Linked DNA regions of Homo sapiens: region 1 is linked to region 2. The links are chromatin loops, found by intact Hi-C in ENCODE. Cell type or tissue: sigmoid colon. All regions are shown on one strand. Links, peaks and the distances in the headings refer to the core of each region. The heading gives the core; the rest is flanking DNA. Region 1 has its middle 25 kb from the start of NFIA. Region 2 overlaps NFIA (nuclear factor I A).

The links. A loop is a pair of places that touch in the nucleus more often than their neighbours do. Peaks named below come from ENCODE experiments on the same cell type or tissue, not always from the same donor. Only the 100,000 strongest peaks of a DNase experiment are listed, where the experiment ranks them.
Region 1: it touches region 2 in a loop (3-fold over the local background); 2 of 110 quality-filtered maps call a loop at or near these places.

Annotation. Positions count from the first base shown.
Region 1 is chr1:61,053,258-61,062,557 of GRCh38, reverse strand. No RefSeq gene overlaps it. Among named protein-coding and RNA genes, the nearest start is that of NFIA, 25 kb to the left of the region's middle. RefSeq lists an enhancer at 7,326-8,199. In sigmoid colon, for the core only: no CTCF peak of the experiment used is centred there; DNase peaks (open chromatin) are centred at 4,727 and 5,547; H3K4me3 peaks cover 1,857 bases; H3K27ac peaks cover 1,154 bases.
Region 2 is chr1:61,393,833-61,403,132 of GRCh38, reverse strand. All of the region lies in intron 7 of NFIA (nuclear factor I A), which reads right to left. Among named protein-coding and RNA genes, the nearest start is that of NFIA-AS1, 140 kb to the right of the region's middle. In sigmoid colon, for the core only: no CTCF peak of the experiment used is centred there; a DNase peak (open chromatin) is centred at 4,961.

The sequences.
Region 1 (9,300 bases), core at 4,213-6,712, 340 kb after region 2:
ACTGGGTTCTGGGCATACAGGAAAAGTAAGGGGCAAGCTGGTCTTTAAAAACAGCAAGTGATTCTCCACAAGGCTAGATTACCTTATTTTCCATAAGGCCAGAGCATAATAGCCTTTTCCGGGTCGCTAACAACATTCGACACATGACTTTGCACCAAATAATGGGTTGCGTTCTACCTCACTTCTCTCTTTCCAAATCCAGTTTCATAGTTAGTAGGACTATCTTTTGGAATTCTTATTTGAACATCAGATTACAGTAAATCCTATGTCCTGATGTGACAGCATAATATTCAAGTAAATTCTGAAAATGTAATATGTGTGATACTTGCTTCAACCCATGTTAAAAATAATTATTAATATTCAATTTCATTTCTCAAAGTCGGAATTTGAGAAGACAATTGAATTTTATGTTACCAATAATTGAAATGCTAATTACAAGAAGTGCTATTTAAAGAGTTTGATTTTTTTTTTTTTTTTTTTTTTTGAGACTGGGTCTCACTGCATCACTCAGGCTGTGCAGTGGCACGATCATGGCTCACTGCTGCCTTGACTTCCCAGGTTTAGGTGATACTCACACCTCAGCCTCCCGAGTAACTGGAACTATAGGTGAGCACTATCACACCTGGCTAACTTGTTGCTATTTTTCTTAGAGATGAGGTTTCACCATGTTGTTCAGACTGGTCTTGAACCCCTGGGCTCAAGCAATCCACCCACCTTGGCCTCCCAAAGTGCTGAGCTTGCAAATGTGAGCCACTATGCCTGGCCTGAATTTTTTTTTTTTTTTTTTTTTTTTTCTGAGACAGAGTCTTGCTCTGTTGCCCAAGCTGGAGTGCAATGGCGCCACCTCAGCTCACTGCAACCTCTGCTTCCTGGGTTCAAGCGATTCTCCTGCCTTGGCTTCCCAAGTAACTGGGATTACAGGTGCGCACCTCCCTAGTAGCTGGGATTACAGGGGCACGTCACCACACCCAGCTAATTTTTGTATTTTTAGTAGAGACAGGGTTTCACCATGTTGGTTGGGCTGGTCCTGAACTCCTGGCCTTGTGATCTGCCTACCTTGGCCTCCCAAAATGCTGGGATTACAGACTTGAGCCACTGTGCCCGGCCCGATTTTTTTTGTTTGTTTTTTAAGCATAGGTAGGAGAGAGTTTTTCTTAGTAGATAATAGCATTGACACAGACACCTGTTATTTCCCAAGCTAAATGTTCTTAATTGGAGAGGTATTGAAAGGCTTATAAAATGTATCCTCACCGGGCACGGTGGCTCACGCTTGTAATCCCAGCACTTTGGGAGGTCGAAGCAGGCAGATCATGAGATCAAGAGATCGAGACCATCCTGGCCAAATTGGTGAAACCCCATCTCTACTAAAAATACAAAAATCAGCCGGGCGTGGTAGCAGGCGCCTGTAATCCCAGCTCCTCAGGAGGCTGAGGTGGGAGAATTGCTTGAAACTGGGAGGCGGAGGTTGCAGTGAGCGGAGATGATGCCACTGCACTCCAGCCTGGCAACAAAGCGAGACTCCATCTCAAAAAATAAAATAAAATAAAATAAAATAAAATGTATCCTCTCTTTTTTTCTTTTGTAAATGTAAATGTAAATCTAAATGTGAATAATGACTCAATCTCATAGTTTTGTGTCTGTATTGCTTTTACATTGTTACCTGATCACCCCAGTTGTTTCAATTTCTTCAAAGCCTTTGCTTCCATTTTTTAAAAATGTAACATTGCATAATGTTACTTACTATTGTAAATTGTCTCCGTGTGTATGTTAGGTACAATAGTATGACTTTCATGGTCTATAGATAATATAATTATGTTAACTTTGATGTGCACCCAGTAAAAAACCCTCAGTTTTGTTTTTTTTTTTTACAATTGATAATATGAAAGCTTAACACATAAATCATAAGTTGAAAATTAAAAAGCACTTCATTGATAGAGCAATCCCAGTATGGTAAAATCTGAAGATTTTCCTATGATGTTTTATGTTGCTTTAAAAATAAGAACATAACCAATTAACTAAGAAAATACCATAGTTAATGTTTATACTATTCAGATATTTATTATTGTCATTAAACGAAGTGCCCAGTTTAGCAAAACGGTCTACAGCAGCAGCATATTAGGAATTTTACTAAACATTTTCTATAAGAAAGCTATTTTTGTGATTTCTTTTTTGCTTAAAAAAAATCTATACCAAGAAAGTTTATAAAAATTAACTCTGTGGTCTGACTATAGTCTCTGTAATGGTGAATCATGGTTCTACTGAGGATATCACAAAGAGTTTTAATTCTGATAGAATTTAGGGGAGTATTTCATGAGTTTAGGGCCTTGCTTAATGACCAACAAAGGCTTATTTGTTAGTTTTCATATGTTCATATTTTAATTTAAACATTTTGGTATCACTTTTGTAGCTATAAGTCAGAATCACATCAAACTCTGAGGCCCTGGAATGTGAGTCTTTAAGAAAAAAGACAGTGGAAGTTTTGGTGCCTGGGAGACAGTATGGGTTTCCTTTGAGTTGGTAGGTAGGCCGCCTTTCTGTGGACCTAGATGTTGACCTACTTCCATTTGTCTCTTCTGTAATGGCTGAATTAAAATATCCGGCTGGGGTGGTGGCTCACACCTATAATCTCAGCACTTTGGGAGGCCGAGGTGGGTGGATCACCTGAGGTCAGGAGTTCAAGACCAGCCTGGCCAACATGGTGAAACCCTGTCTCTTCTAAAACTACAAATATTAGCTATGTGGTGATGGGCGCCTGTAATTCCAGCTCCTCATGAGGCTGAGGCATGGCTATAATTTCTCCTAAAAAGGAGTATTTTTTCACATCATGGACAATGCAGGCCTACTTTATCAAGTTGAAACCAGGAATCACTTGAACCCAGGAGGTGGAAGTTGCAGTAAGCCAAGATTGTGCCATTGCACTCCAGCCTGGGTGACAGAGCGAGACCTCTCTCAAAAAAAAAACAAAAAAAAACTCATCAAGTTATGGTAACATGAAAGTTGTACAGTTTTACAAATTATGAGTTGTGAAACAGTACCCCAAACACAGGACCGATTAAGTATGTTTTAAATGTTGGAGAAAATGAGGTTGTTGGTGGTGAGTTCATTTGGGCTCATTTTCACTATTTTAGAAGCACATTTTTAAAAAAAGCTGTCTTTTGGCCAGGCACAGTGGCTTACGCCTGTAATCCAGGCACTTTGGGAGGCTGAGGTGGGCAGATCACTTGAGGTCAGGAGTTCGAGACCAGCCTGGCCAACATGGTAAAACCCTGTCTCTACTAAAAATACAAAAATTAGCTGGGCATGATGGCACATGCTTGTAATCCCAATTACTTGGGAGGCTGAGGTAGGAGGATTGCTTGAACCCAGGAGGCAGAGGTTGCAGTGAGCTGAGACTGCACCACTGCCCTCCAGCCTGGGCGACAGAATGAGACTCAGTCAAAAAAAAAAAAAAAGCTATATTTCAACTATGTTGTAATAGCTTACTCCACTGGGTATATATTCACATTTAACTGAGATGGATTTTCACTGTGTTGCTACATCTAGCTTTTTAATTTCTCCTAAAAAGGAGTATTTTTTCATATCATGGACAATGCGGGCCAACTTTATCAAATACATTAAGGTCATCAGTTTGGCCTCTTTCCAATCTCTCCCTTCTGTTCAAGAAAAATGGGGTCCTCTTGCCCCTGGTATCTGCAGGTTGGGATTTCATATAACAATGAGGACTGCAGAACTAACTGGGAGGGATGGATCACCCTCTTTCTTTCTTCTTGGCAGTTACTCATTTGCAATCCGCTCTGCACTAAACCCTTTAAGGCTACATATAAACTTTGGGAAAGTTACATCACTGTAAACAAAGATATGCTGCTTAAGTTATTATTATGCAATACTGTGTCATTACTCACACATTCACACTGCAATTATCTTCCCAATTTGACAAATACCACTATGGCTCTGTAGTCAGCTTCAAGAGAGGTAAAAACCTAGGATAAATATGTCAATGCCATCTTTATGAATGGAAAAGTTTTCCCACCCCCTCAAAAAACATTCAGGTTTTGTCCTGCAAACAAAGTTGGGTGGCACAGCTGACCCTCAAGTCTTTGGAATCCCACTTTTTAAATGTAAATTATGTCTGGTGTGATCCATATGCTCAGCTACAGAAAATAGCAATTCAATAATAAATATATGAAAGTAAAATTCTGTATGTGTTTTTAAATAAACTCACAGGCATCAACACACATTTCTAGAAATTAATTTGTAAATTAGCCACCTTCCTCCAAAAATTAAAAAAAAAACAACTGTCTGTAACTATTGAGTTGTGTCTGCCCCAGGTGATCTCTACCAGATCTGGTAAAGAGATTGCCTCCTGCTGCTGTTCAGCCACTGCATGGGTTGGTGTTTAAGAAGACAAATCAAACATATTCTGGACATATATTTATTAAAAATTTGATAACTAGACAAAAAGTATCAGTTTTAAAAGAAAAAAATTGGTAACTACTGTCAGAAGAAAAAAGCGAGTGAAAACAAATGACCGGCACAAGTGCCTATGACAATTTCTCTCCCTGGACTGTTGCAGAGCTGACGAGGTGGAGGTGGGTGAGGGAGGGAGGGACAGAGGTAAGAAACAGATTAAAAGTGTCACTTCCGGCCAGGCGCTGTGGCTCACGCCTGTAATCCCAACACTTTGGGAGGCCGAGGCGAGTGGATCACCTGAGGTCAGGAGTTCGCGACCAGCCTGACCCACATGGTGAAACCCCGTCTCTACTAAAGTTAGCCAGACGTGGTGGCCGGCGCCTGTGATCTCAGCTACTCGGGAGGCTGAGGCAGGAGAATCGCTTGTACCCGGGAGGCGAGGTTGCAGTGAGCCGAGATCGCGCCATTGCAGTCCAGCCTGGGCGACAAGAGCGAAACTCCGTCTAAAAAAAAAAAAAAAAAAGTGTCACCTCCCCATCTGCAAAGGTCTGGCCTCCTGAAAGCTCAGGAAACGGTGGTGGCCATTTTCATTTTTTTTTTAAGGGAATAAAGGGGAAATAAAACAGAAAAGGTATATTTCCCTTCTTGCGCCAACAGCTCGGCTCCTCTCCACAAATAAAAAATATATTTTTTTAAAAAATCACAGGCACAAAACCCAATCCACACGCATCCTGTGAGGCTTCTGCTGTCAACTCGATTCCATTTGGCGAGTTGCACTAAAGGAGATAGATCTTGAAAAATCAACCCGTGCTCGCGCCCCCGCGCCTCCGCTGCCGCAGCCGCCGCAGCCGCCGCAGTGGCCACAAAATTAGCGGCTCCGAGGACATTTTTGCCGCAGTGCACGTCCGCCGTAACCACCGAGCACTCGGGTGAATAATGGAAGTACAGTGTGGAGACAATCAAGTTGATTTATCACGCAAAACAATTCTCTGCTTCAGCCAGTTCTTGGTCCTGTCACTTTAAATCACAAACGCGCGCATACACAGATCCATAGGCGCCCACACATGCACGGTACACGTGTGTGTGAGAGTGTGTGTGTGCGCGCGCGTGTGTGTGTGCGCGCGCGCGCGTCAGAGCCAAGTGGAATGATTCCAGATTGCTTCACGTATATGAAGCGGGGGGGAAGCGCCCGTCACCCCAACCCCCTACCCCAACCTTTTGCAGCCTGGACAAGTGGTCTGTAATGCAGCTTGGCGCAAAATAAAGTCTGAACAAAACTAGACTGTGAGACTAGCACGTCCTAGAGTGGAATTGACTGAGGTTAACGCAGAGTCTGTAAAGACTCTACAGACTCGGATCATTTGCAAGCAAACTAAAATTCCCTTTTTTAAAAAAGAAAAAAAATCATTAATTGGGTTCCGATCTAAAATACTGCTCTTAAAATGCGCTCACATGTTGAAGACTGAGATTGCAAGTTCTCGAGTAAACATCTGGTGAAGACATTCCAGGAACACATCTGAAAGGAAGAAAGGAGTAAGACAGCCCCTTCTTTATGTATCTTGGGCCAAAAAAGGGTTGTTAAAACTTTTTTTAAAGTGTGCTGTTAGTCTAAATACTTTTTATCAACTCTAAGGAGCAATCTGGTTTGGGGGAAGTAGACTGAACTGAGTGAACTGGAAATACGGAGTCCTGGGTTCCTTGTAAGCTCTGGCAAGTCTTTCTTTTTCTGTGCCCCCAACCCCCACCCCACCCTTTCCTCATCTGTAGAATTGCAGAGGGTAAATGATGTGGTTTCTAAAGTCTTTTTTTGCACAGACAATCCATGATTCTATTTAAGAGGGAATAATGATGGGGGAGGGGGTTAATGTGGAGAGAAAAAGAGGTCATATTCCTCAGGTGGCATCTGTTTAAACTGAAGGTGATGAAAGTGATGAGTCCAGTATGCATGCGTCCTTAACAATCAAGATTGTCTGTATTAACAGCTGTTATTGTCCTAGCTCTGCAATACATACAGTGTATGAGTGCTCTTTGAGAATGACAATTTAATCATATATTTTCTGGGGGAGGGGAAAAAGACCATTTTCAAGGACCAACCAAAAGGATATGGGGAATGGAACAATTTTCAATGTTCTTGTTTATTTATGATCTGTATATAAAATGCATTGAATCACTTGGATAGCTTATGGAAAGTAACTTTTCAGTGGGTAAGAGTTCTTCTATGCCAGGTTGGCTGTCTAGATGTACCAAATTAATGGGATTAATTACTTCCTGTCTACTTTTTTCAGAAAACAGCTCCAAGCAGGATCACATGCAGAGATCACTGTTCAAAACCCCTCTTGTCTGTGTAGTCAGTGGTCAAGAGCACAGGTGCTGCAGCCAAACAACTAGCTAGTTTTAACATGCACAGGCTAAGTAGTAGTAGGCAAATTACTTAGTTTATTTGTGCCTCAGTTTCCTACATTTATTAAATGGAGATTAAAACAGCAACTAATTCATAGGGCTGTTGTCAGAATTAAATGAGTTATCATATTAAAGTGCTTAGAGCAGAGCATGGCACATGTAGCAAACAGCTCAATGAATCTTAGAGGTTATTATTACTCCAATGTAAACACAGGGAAAGCAAGGTCAGATATAATAGGGGGATCTTTGAACTGCTCCTGGATTTCCACTGAGGCCTCTAAGCAGTTTATTTTATCTGGCTTTTATGATGTCAGTGTGAAGCAAGGAGCTCAGCAGTCTTTATTATTATTAAGAATAGGCCAGAACATTCCCTACCAAATCTGTTCCCATACATGGAATAGTTAAGCAACTATGGAGAATTCTCCACTTGACCAGATCAATGCTAATATGTAATGTTGGCTGTATATGTTAAGTGCATACTTATTAATGTGTGACTATCCAGGTGGCAGGAAGCCAAGGTTTCCTTTGGAGAGAAGTTTTCCAAGCCATGTTCCTGTTGCAATGCTTTCTTTCCTACACAACTTGTTACCTCAGGCCTAGTCTGTCACTGAATTATGAAGAAGTATAAACAATCCCAGGACTCAGGTATGCTCCCTTTGTGTCATTATTAGTTTAAACTGAAAGAAGGCCATCCTGAATTTCTCTTTCTCTTAAGGACCCCCAGAGTGCTGACTTGAACAAGGCTTTAGGAAGGGTCAAAGGAAGGAAATGCTTAAGGGAGCAATTCTGCTAGTGTTTGCAATTTGGGATTGGAGGCAAGCTGCAGTTAAACTTTATAGAGGAAGCAGAGATTAGGTGTTTCCAGAACAAGGTAGGCGCTGGCAGGCTGAGGTCATTGCTTGTTGGAAAGTAATGCCCCACTTCTTTCCTCCTTGCACTCTGCGAAGCCCCAGGTGCAGTAACTGTTTTACCAGGGGCCGGCAGAGAGACCGCCCCGTCGAGGGCAGGCAGGCCTGGGACGCCCAGTGTGGCATGGGACGCCAAGTTTAGTGGGTTGCAAGACCCGGGGTAAAGTTCTCCATTAGTAGAAAGCATCTTGCTGAGAGCGCCGAGAGAAACATTCATTCATTCCAAGCGCTGGGCGTGAGCGTAGGACTCCACTTGATCAATCTTACACAATTTTCAAAATAATGAATAAAAATAGAAGAGGGTGTGCTACCTTCTCCTCCACCTGCCTGTCTCCCCCTTGCTCGCTTGTGGGGCCAGGGTGAGACTTTTTAGCAGGCAAGAACTCCCCACCCCATCTTCACTATCACACTCGCACACACCCCTTCGAAAGAGGCGCTGTATCAGAAGGGAAATCTAAGGTACTCATACTTCAAAAAATTTCGGGAGCCCAAATCTGGCGGGCTTCATTTCTCGTCTGCAGCAACCTGGCACCCAGAAGTCGCGGGCGCTTGGCCTCGGAGCTCCTCCCGAGACCTCCTGCGTCCGGGTGGGGACACAGTGATTACTGTCCCTGGCAGCCCGCGGACTTTCCCAGTTTCAGAGCTTTTAGGGGAATTTGAGAGCAAATAAATTCAATTCTGCTCTCCATCGCCACCCACCCGGACCACGGGGATCTTCCACTGCAGGCCCTGAGAGGGACTGGAGTGAGGGCGGGTGCAGGGACCGAGCCTGAGGCGCAGGAGCTGCTCGGCAAGGTCACGACCGCGAGGCTGCAGGAGGCGGCTGTGGAGCGCTGCAACCGGGCGCCGCCCTCTGGCTCGGTGGCTGACCCCGCGCCGCGCCCCCTTATCTGTCGCCCGCCTGGCACATCCCAAGGGGAAGGAGGGGGCGACGCGGCAGAACCGATCCTTACTTTCGTGGTGGCAGCTGAAACCCGCCGGGCTCCTGGGCGAGTTGTCCTGGATCAGATGCCCAACACAACTGAACTTTAAATAAACGGGTTTCCTGCGCTGCCCCCTCTCCCTAACGGCGACCTGTGAGAAACCTTTGTCGCCTTCCCTTTGCGTCTTTGAGCCCCGGGAACCTAGCCCGGACGGCCTCGTTCTCCACATTAATTCGTGGTCCACCAGTTCAGCAGCCTGTCCTCTCAGCTTCTTCTAGGGTGGCTTATAATGAAGGTAGCAAGTTCAATGTTTTCTTGTTTTTTTTTTTTTTCCTCCTGGAGGGAGGATTATGTGAATTTAAAATCTCCTAGGCATTCAAAACCAAAACCAAAACCAACCAAACAAAAACAAAAAACAAACATAAACCAAAAACAACAACAGCAACAAAAATACTGTCTTCACTTAAGTGGATAGCGGAGTCAATCCAAGCCTTCCTTGGGCTAGTCTTGCTCAGACAGTGGAGTTCCTGAATCTTTCAGGAAAACAGAGCCCCTTTCACCCACTTCTGGAGGGGGACTTAATAAGACTGCAATATATTACCATGTTTAAAACGTTTTGCAGAAGCAAGATTGCCTAAAAACGACCTGCTGGCGATACA
Region 2 (9,300 bases), core at 3,702-6,201:
TATTTATCTTTCCTTTCTTCGGTTTAAATCTTTAAACTGAAAATCACAGGAATGTCCACATTTTGGAAAATAAGACCTTTCCAATACCAAGAATGACTCATAATACTGAAGAGAAACTCAGTAAGACAGGCCATCACTTCTACCACTATCCCACTTGCATGGCTAAAGGCTGTGAAAAAGAATGCATCTGTATTAGTTGCTGGGCATAGGTTCTTTGTTCCCTACCGGGATCTCCTCATGATTGGGGCACTTTCTGACTAATGACTGAAATGGCTCATGCTATGGGGTTCAGAGTGACATCTGTAGTTTTCAAAAAGACTGGAAATGGGCGATTGGAGGGGAAGCAACTTTCCAATCCATGTCTTGCAGGTGGTCTGGTGCAACCCTTTAATTTATGCAATCTTTAATCTGCCCAATAAATATTCATAGGCTCCTACTATGGGCTCAAGAAACAAATCTGAGCCAAAACAGATGAAATTTTGCCATCGGTCATACAATTGAGGATGTCTCAAACATAACCTATTTGAATCAGAATTTTCATTACCTTCTCCTCTCAAGCTTACACTTCTCCCAGCCTTCTCCATCTTCGTAAATACCTTTTCAACCCACTGCAATATCCCCAGAACTGAGTCTGGCACTCAATAAATATTTGTTGAATGTGCAGTGAATGACTGAATAAACAGAGGTTAATAAGATAATCATACCGTTAAACATAGAATAAAATTTGCTAAAACCAAAACTTGGTTTCTCCACCTGGTCAAGAGCCAGGGAGCTTTTAGAAAAATCGGTAAAACTGGCCTGGTACGGTGGCTCATGCCTGTAATCCCAGCAATTTGGGAGGCTGAGGCAGGCGGATCATGAGGTTAGGGGATTGAGACCACCCTGGGTAACACGGTGAAACCCCATCTCTACTAAAAATACAAAAAAATTAGCCAGGTGTGGTGGTGGGTGCCTGTAGTTCCAGCTACTCCAAAGGCTGAGGCAGGAGAATGGCATGAACCTGGGAGGCGGATCTTGCAATGAGCCGAGATCGCGCCACTGCACTCTAGCCTGGGCGACAGAGGGAGACTCCGTCTCAAAAAAAAAAAAAAAAAAAAAAGAAAAATGAGTAAAACTTAGGACTTCCTGCAATGAATGATAAATCTTGGGATCTATTGTTGTTGCTTGTTAAAACCCACAAGCTAAAAAGTTAAATGGCTCTGGTCATCTCTTACTCTGCAAATTATGCCATTGGCTTTCAAGAATCAAAGGAATTTTTTCATCCAACATGGTACAGTCCTCCTTGCTGGTGGCAAAAAACTTGTACTCGGTACCCTGCGTCTGATGGAATAGTCACTAGTTAAGGACAGAATGTGATATTTCCCAAACTAGGCTGAGAATATACTGAGCCTAACAAAACGAAACACTCAACTTTTGCAGAATGCCAAACACAAAGGTGCCAATTCTGCTGACAAGAGCCCCTGGTAGGCTGACCTTGAAGATAAAGTGCCGCTGCCTCAGGTGCTCAATGGAAAGTGATGGGTAATTGTTAGATTATGAAATCACGGTGGCCTACAGAAAATGCTGCCCAAAAAAGAAATTCACTTGAGCAAAGATCAAGCAGAGCTGATCTTTAAAGAAATGAGATAGAAGAAATAACTCAAAAGCACCCTGTCATCTCCTCATTAACTGTTATAAACATCCTTTCCCTCATTTTGTTGTTGTTAAATACGTAAAAGACAATCATTAGCAACTTAAATTTAGACCTTCGTTTTTTATTTTACTAAAAACAATTTATTCACCATTTCCTTGTGGAACAGAGTTTAACACAAACACAAGAACATATGGTACTATATGGAATTAATTCTACAATGACTGATTTATAAGAATCAATTAATTCTTAATTAATACCAGGAAATCATTTAGCCTGTAGTTTCAAATTGGGCAATTGCTGAGTCTGCATTTTAAAGGGTCATCCTTTGCAACCCTTACTTTCTCATGCTTTGGACTTTCTGGTTCAGTCATCAGTTCACTGTGCAACTGGAGAGAAATCATTCGAGATCCTGAACCTTCATTTCTTCAAACAGAAAATAGTTACGTTACTGACATCACAAAGCTCTAGTTATTATTAAATAGATGCTATTTCTCTAGATAACCTGCTATTCCTCTTCTACCAGACAATGAAACCCACTGAAACTCAGAATTAAGATGTCATCAATGCCTGCCTAACTTTGTTTCTCTTCTCTCCTATTTCTTGTTTTCTCTCTTCATCTTGGATGTTTTTACTGTACCTAAGTTTTTATTTGTCTCAAATCATTTTAGAAAGAGCCACTGGGGTTAAATCAATTAAAGAGTAAAATTCATCAACTATATTTTGAGGTGGCCAGATCAGGCTTTATAGAAAAAAACTACCATTATGAATTTGGCATGATGCTAATGGAATGCACGAAGAATGGTATGAGTCCAGATTTTTGACGAAGAAAAACATGTCTTATGGATGTGTGTGTGTGAGTAGTTGACACCATAAAAAATTATAGCACATTATGTAAATGCATATTTAGATCCTTTAAAATGTGCATTATTTACTTGAGAGTCAATAAAGGCTTTTCTCAAGTGGTTACAGTTTATTGCAGTGCATCCATCTGTATCCACATTGATGTTAATACAATTTTGTGTATTAAAAGACACTACAAAATTGGCTGCTTCCGGCATCTAATACTCTTAGTACCCTAGGCCAGGAGCAGCAGAGAGTGTCAGAAACACTTCACTCCTGATGGATCTCACTACTAGTTTAAACTTTAACGAGTGGCCAGACTTGTTTAAAACAACTGTTTGGGCTTTTCACAAAGAATATAAATAAGATGGGAAGGAAGGAAATTTGATCAGGTTTCTTTGGCTGCAATGGCACTGCCTACACATCCTGAACAAAGTAGCCACAACGAAAAGAAACAGAGAGCCACAATTTCCCAAAGGGTGTAATACTCAGCTATTTATTACAAAATGATCATATTACTGGATACTTTGAAAAACGAAAGCAGGTCAGTCAGGTTGGTTTACTTGTTCATTCCCTCCCCACCAGTCCAGCAGCCCACCAGTTCTTAAAAATCCTCTCTTGGTTTTAGTTTAAAGGAGAAAAAGTTAAAAATTCAAACAATTGAAAAAATACATATACATGTTTAACTCAAAAATGCTTCTTCCGTTAAAAGCAGAATTTATTAAGACTGAGAAAGGAGAAGGTCAGGATCATTATTGTATTATTGGATATGTTGCAAGACTTCTATAATACAACCAGTGATTCTTGGTCTGAGAGTCCACTATGGGGAGGAGGTCTTGTAGACACATAAGAGTGCTCTTAAGAGGAGTCAGAACTAGTTAGAAAATCTAAGCGTGGGCCATATGAAATAGGATGGTATCAGGGAGCTGTGTCCAGACAAGCTTGGAATCTTGCATTTTTCTGCTTTTATAAGTCTTAGGGAAGAAAAAGAGATAGAAGAAGAAAGTAATCTCTTAGTATTTCCAGTAGTTTTTCTCAAGCTCATCCTCCAAGAACTCTAATAACTCTCACACATTTTCCCTCAAACCAAAATTTTATGGGTTGAAATATGTTCTTCTGTATTATAACCCTGACATTGCCTTAATTGTTTTATTCCTTGTCCATGAACCGTTGCAGATTCTCACACACTGGACAGAGACTTGGATTCTTTTCACGTTAGCTTTTGCTTTCTGGCATCAGCCTTTAAATCCCAGTCTCTCTTCTATGGGAGGCTCCAAAGAAAAGCTGTCAAGAGAGCAACACAAACAATAAAATATAATCCTCCTTCAGGCACAGTGTGCTCTTAAGGCAGTGTTATATACAGGCTTCTTCCCTCACAAGAGCGAATAATCACTCCTGAGCCCTGGCATCTGCAAAACTTCACAGTCTTAGTGTTAATGAATACAAAGGCAGTGGCAACAGGTGAGATTCCAAACAGTTTTTCTCTGTTAGCGCCATTATAAGAAAAACCTTCTTATCTGTCTTCAGAAATAAGATGTTCTTTAGATGAAAGTTACCACTTCCATAGCGTAAGGGTGGCATTAAGAACTCTTGACTACTCATAATTAGAAGTAAAAATTTGTAATACGGCAAAGCTTCAAAAGGAAAAGAAAATCGAAGAAAAAAATCCCACTTAAAAAACAAAAGAAGCTTTCCATAAGGGTAAATAGAACATAAAAATGGCTTGGGTTGTCAACTACTATGTATCTTGCTTCTTCAGAAATTCAAAACCACACTATATAACACCATTATACCCCACCTAAAGCTGAGAAATCTATCTTAATGGTCCATAGCCCTAATTTATAAATCATGCATGAATCAGGCCTGCCATTGATGAAAGCTGAGAAGTTTGGAGTTAAGGGATTTATTTTAACAGAGATACAGGAAAGAAGAATTGGCAATGCTTTTCAAACCTTTAAGAGGTGATGCCTTTTCTAAATAACAAAGCTTTTGACTCGAGGTGAGCCAAGGTTTTTCAAAACATATGGTACATATCTTTTAACATCACGAAGATGCACGTGAAAGGACCCAGATATGTCAATTGAGAGAAATATATGACATGGCTTGACAGCTTGCAAAACACCAGTGTTTTTGTATTACTGCTACCAGACAAAGTAACTTTATGCCACGGTTAGTTTCCAAGATGGTTGATAGAGTCTATTCCATTTGAATTCAGGGGATTTTCTAAGAGATCAAATTCTAATGTCTTTTGGAAAAACAGAAAGAAAAAGAAAGACCCACACAAGAAAACAGAAGGCCAAAGTCTTTTAAAATTTTTATCTAGATCAATTTTAGCTACTTCAAGACCTTTGTTGCTCAAGGCCCTGACTAGACCAGGAGTTGGCAAACATTTTCTGTAAAGACCAGATACTAAATAGTTTAGACTTTGCAGGCTATATGGTCTCTGTTGCAACTGCTGAACTCCGCTGCTACAGTGCAGAAGCAGTCACAGACATTACATAAACAAATGAGCGCGGCTGTGTTCCAATAAAAGTTTATTTTCAAATACAGGCAAAGGGCTATTGGATCTGTGGGCCCAATAGTTTTCCAGTCCCTGGTGTAGACCCACAAAATTCTTGTTCACTCTCCAAGCACCTGCTGTGCTCTGTGAGTCAGACCCCTGACAGTCAATACCAATTCCACCTCAGCTTTCTGAAGCTTTCCAAAGCAATCTGGTCACCTTTGATATCTCATTAACTCTCCACGGTAGACTTTTGATTGTCTGTCTTCACCATTACTTAATATGCCTTGGTCTGTGCTGGCTGACCACATCCGTGTGTGTGCGTATATAATTCTAAGTTAAACATACGACTCAGAAAAGCAGTGCAGTATAATATAAGGACCAGGGCTTTGGAGTCAGATAGACATGAGTTTAAATTCTAAGCTCTATCACGAGCTATGCTTCAGGTTGCTGAGCTTCTCTACAACTCAGTTTTGGCATCTGTATAATGGGGCTAATAATACCTCATAGCGCTGTTGTGAAGACTAAATGAGACAATGTATATAAGGCACACGGCACAGTTTCTGATCACACAATTAAGTGATCAATAGCTTCTTTTGTAGTATGATAGTACTATCATAGACAAGAATGGGATAGGCAATGAATACATTGAAATTTGCTCCTGTGTGCTAGGACCTGTTCTGATTGTAGAATACATGAAAGAAAGGAGTGATGGAACAAGAGGTACTTGTTGCTCGCCTGTCTCTTGGACAAAAAAGTACATAAATATTGATAAAATAGTATATACTATCAGCATGGATATGACATGAGGGCCTTGAAAATAATTCCACAAACAACAAAATGAAAAGTAAAAGCAACAACAGCAGTAGCAACAATCTTGACCTAATAATCATAGATACCATAGATATCTAAGTAAAGATAAAAGTTCTTTAAAGACCTAGACAAATAGTCTTTGCTGACCAAACATACTGTGAATTCCTGCCTTTACTTAAATTTCAGACTGTGAGATTTAACCCAGAAGCTTAGAACTATGGGGCCATCTCCCTTTAGATGCTATTTTTCACTTAGACCTACAATCCTTGAGTGTCCATACTGACCTCCCTCTTCACCACGTAGGCCCCTGCCAACCGGGCATTATTATTATTATTTTTTTTTTTGGAGACAGAGTCTCACTCTGTCACCTAGGATGGAGTGCAGTGGCGCAATCTCGGCTCACTGCAACCTCCACCTTCTGGGTTCAAGCAATTCTCCTGCCTTAGCCTCCCGAGTAGCTGGGACTACAGGTGCCTACCATCACACTTGGCTAATTTTTGAATTTTTTTAGTAGAGATGGGGTTTCACCACGTTGCCCAGCGTGGTCTTGAACTCCTGAGCTCAGGCAATCTACCTGCCTCGGCCTCCCCAAGTGCTAGGATTACAGGCATGAGCCACTGTGCCTGGCCCCCAGGCACGTTTCTGACCACACCACAATCTGAGCATGGCCTCCCCACGGCCTCCCAAAACATGGAAACAGTGGAAATCTCTATCATTTCCCTTGAAAGTCCCATCGTGTTAGTTATTGGGAGTTTGCTTATCAGAAATCTAATACATATTGACTACTAGAAATACTTTTCGGCTGGGTGTGATGGCTCACACCTGTAACCCCAGCTACTCAGAAGGCTGAGGCAGGAGAATCACTCGAGCCCAGGAGTTTGAGACCACCCTGGGCAACACAGTGAGATTTCATCTCTACAAAAAATTTTAAAAATGTAGCCAGGTGTGGTGGCAGGTGCCTGTAATTCCAGCTACTTGGAGGCTGAGGTGGGAGGATTGCTTAATCCCAGGAGTTTGAGGCTGCAGTGAGCCATGATCACACCACTGCACTCTAGCCTGGGTGACAGAGCAAGACCCTATATCTAAAAAACCAACCAACAAACAAAAAAACAGTAACAAAAACAAATGCTTTTCAGAAGATCTAGGGCATTTTTTAGGAATATTTTCAGACTAGATAAAGAGACTTGGGTTTTAACTTAGTTTCTGCCACTACCTGGCATATTATAAATGTGGGTGGCTTCTCTCTCCCTAGGTCTCTCTTCTCACAGTAAGCAGCTTGGACTAAATACTCTCTGAAGCTCATCTAGTTTAAGCTCTAGTGGATGTATAGAATTCAGTCTCTGGGATTACATTTACAAATAGTACAACTGATCCATAAAAATAAAATTAAAATCTAAAAATTGAAATAAGGAAGGCTTTTAAAACAAATGATTTTAAAAATGTTTATGGGATATTAAGTTGTACAGTATATCTAGACTCAGTCTTTAAGATACTTTGGCTTTGGGGAGACTGTAATATTTAGAGTTTAAAAAAACCTGAGTGTGCTACTTTAAGCTCTGTGAAATACAGCCCCAGCCTTTGTCCTGACAGGGCCTCTTTGAATCAAAATTGACCATATTCTCACACTAATTGCCTAAGCTTCCATGATGGCTGATGTGAAATGTGTTCAAACGCCACGCAACAGCTGTGATTATTGGAAATATTTAGAGTGATGGTTTAATAGGCAAAGTTGACAAGAATCCAGTTACATGAAGGGAACTTGAACTTTTACGTAACATGTAAGCGATACTACTGTGAGACTAAATGAAGAATGAAAAACAAATCAAAACAATTACTTGAGAAGAAAACTAACCACCATAGATTGGATGATTCCAGAGATTAACAGAAAAAGGGAGGGAATCATCCAATGACCTGTTGGAAGTGAAATGGAATTACAAACTGCAGTCCTGTGAAAGAGGACTTCAAAAAACAAGATCCATGCAGATGCTTCTTGCGTAACGACCAAGTGCTGGATCTAGGCTGTTGCAAGTCTTTTCCTGCATTAAAAAAAAAAAAAAACACACACACACACAGAAAATAAGCAGACAGAAAAGCAAATCTCATAACAAACATAAAGCCATGGGTTATTTTGCAGCATTTCTCTCCACCAAATTGTCAGATTTATACTGAAATGGAAGCCTCTATTTCTGTGCAACATGATTACTAAAGCATAGGCTACTTTTCTCTCTCTCTCTCTCTCTGAGACAGGGTTTTGCTCTGTCGCCCAGGCTGGAGGGCAGTGATGCAATCTAGGTTCACTGCAACCTCTGCTTCCCAGGCTCAAGCGATCCTCCCACCTCAGCCTCCCAAGTGGCTGAGACTGCAAGCATGTGCCACCACGCTCGGCTAATTTTTATATTTTTAGTAGAGATGGGGTTTCATTGTCACCCAGGCTGGTTGCAAACTCCTGAACTCAAATGATCCGCCTGCCTTGGTCTCCCAACATGTTGGGATTACAGGTGTGAGCCACCGCTCCCAGCCAAAGACTACTTTCAAGGCATCCTCCTGAACTTGAAGTATCTTCCTGAATTCACCCCATAGGATTTGAGGAGTAATCCTACTGTGGGTAAATTTCACACAAGGAATGGAATAAGCAACAGAATAATCAGTCTAGTGATTAAAGTCAGGGTACCAAGTTTTCATGTCAGCTTGGGTATTGACTAGCAAGACGCCAGCCTCCTATATTCCTTAGTGTCCTCTACTACAAAATGAGCTTGACTCTTCTGGTTGTAAAATCATTCACTCCCTGTGTTAATCTGGGCAAAATTATTTAACATTTCCAAACCTACAGTTTCTTATCTTTAAATTTCTTATCTTTAAATAGTAGCAGCAATTGGTCAGGCATGGTGGCTCACGCCTGTAATCCCAGCACTTTGGGAGGCTAAGGCAGGCAGATCACAAGGTCAGGAGTTTGAGACCAGCCTGGTCAACATGGTGAAACCCCATCTCTACTAAAAATACAAAAAATTAGCCAGGCATGGTGGCGTGTACCTGTAGTCCCAGACACTCAGGAGGCTGAGGTAGGAGAATTGCTTGAACATGGAAGGCAGAGGTTGCAGTGAGCCAAGATCGTGCCACTGCACTCCAGCCTGGGCAACAGAGCAAGACTCTGTCTTGGGTGGGGCAGAGGGGGGTAAGAAAGAATAGCGCAATTTGAAAGGCTTTTCTGAGGATTAGCATTAATGTACACAGGTGCCTCATTCATAGTAGGATCACTCATTCAACAAATGTGTTGAGAATCTACTGTGTGCCAAACAGCATGCTAGACTCTGGGTTATTTAATATTCTTAGGATTGTTTTTAGAATAAATAGAGATACATGAAAAGTAATCTGGATTATACAATGCAATGAGGTAACACCAGCTAATTGAGAATCAAGAGCCGAACTGTTTTCAAGTGACCCTGGGGGTCTGTGGCATGAACAAATAGGCCTGGGTTTTTCTTGTGCTCTGCAAACACTAACTGCAGGAACAAGC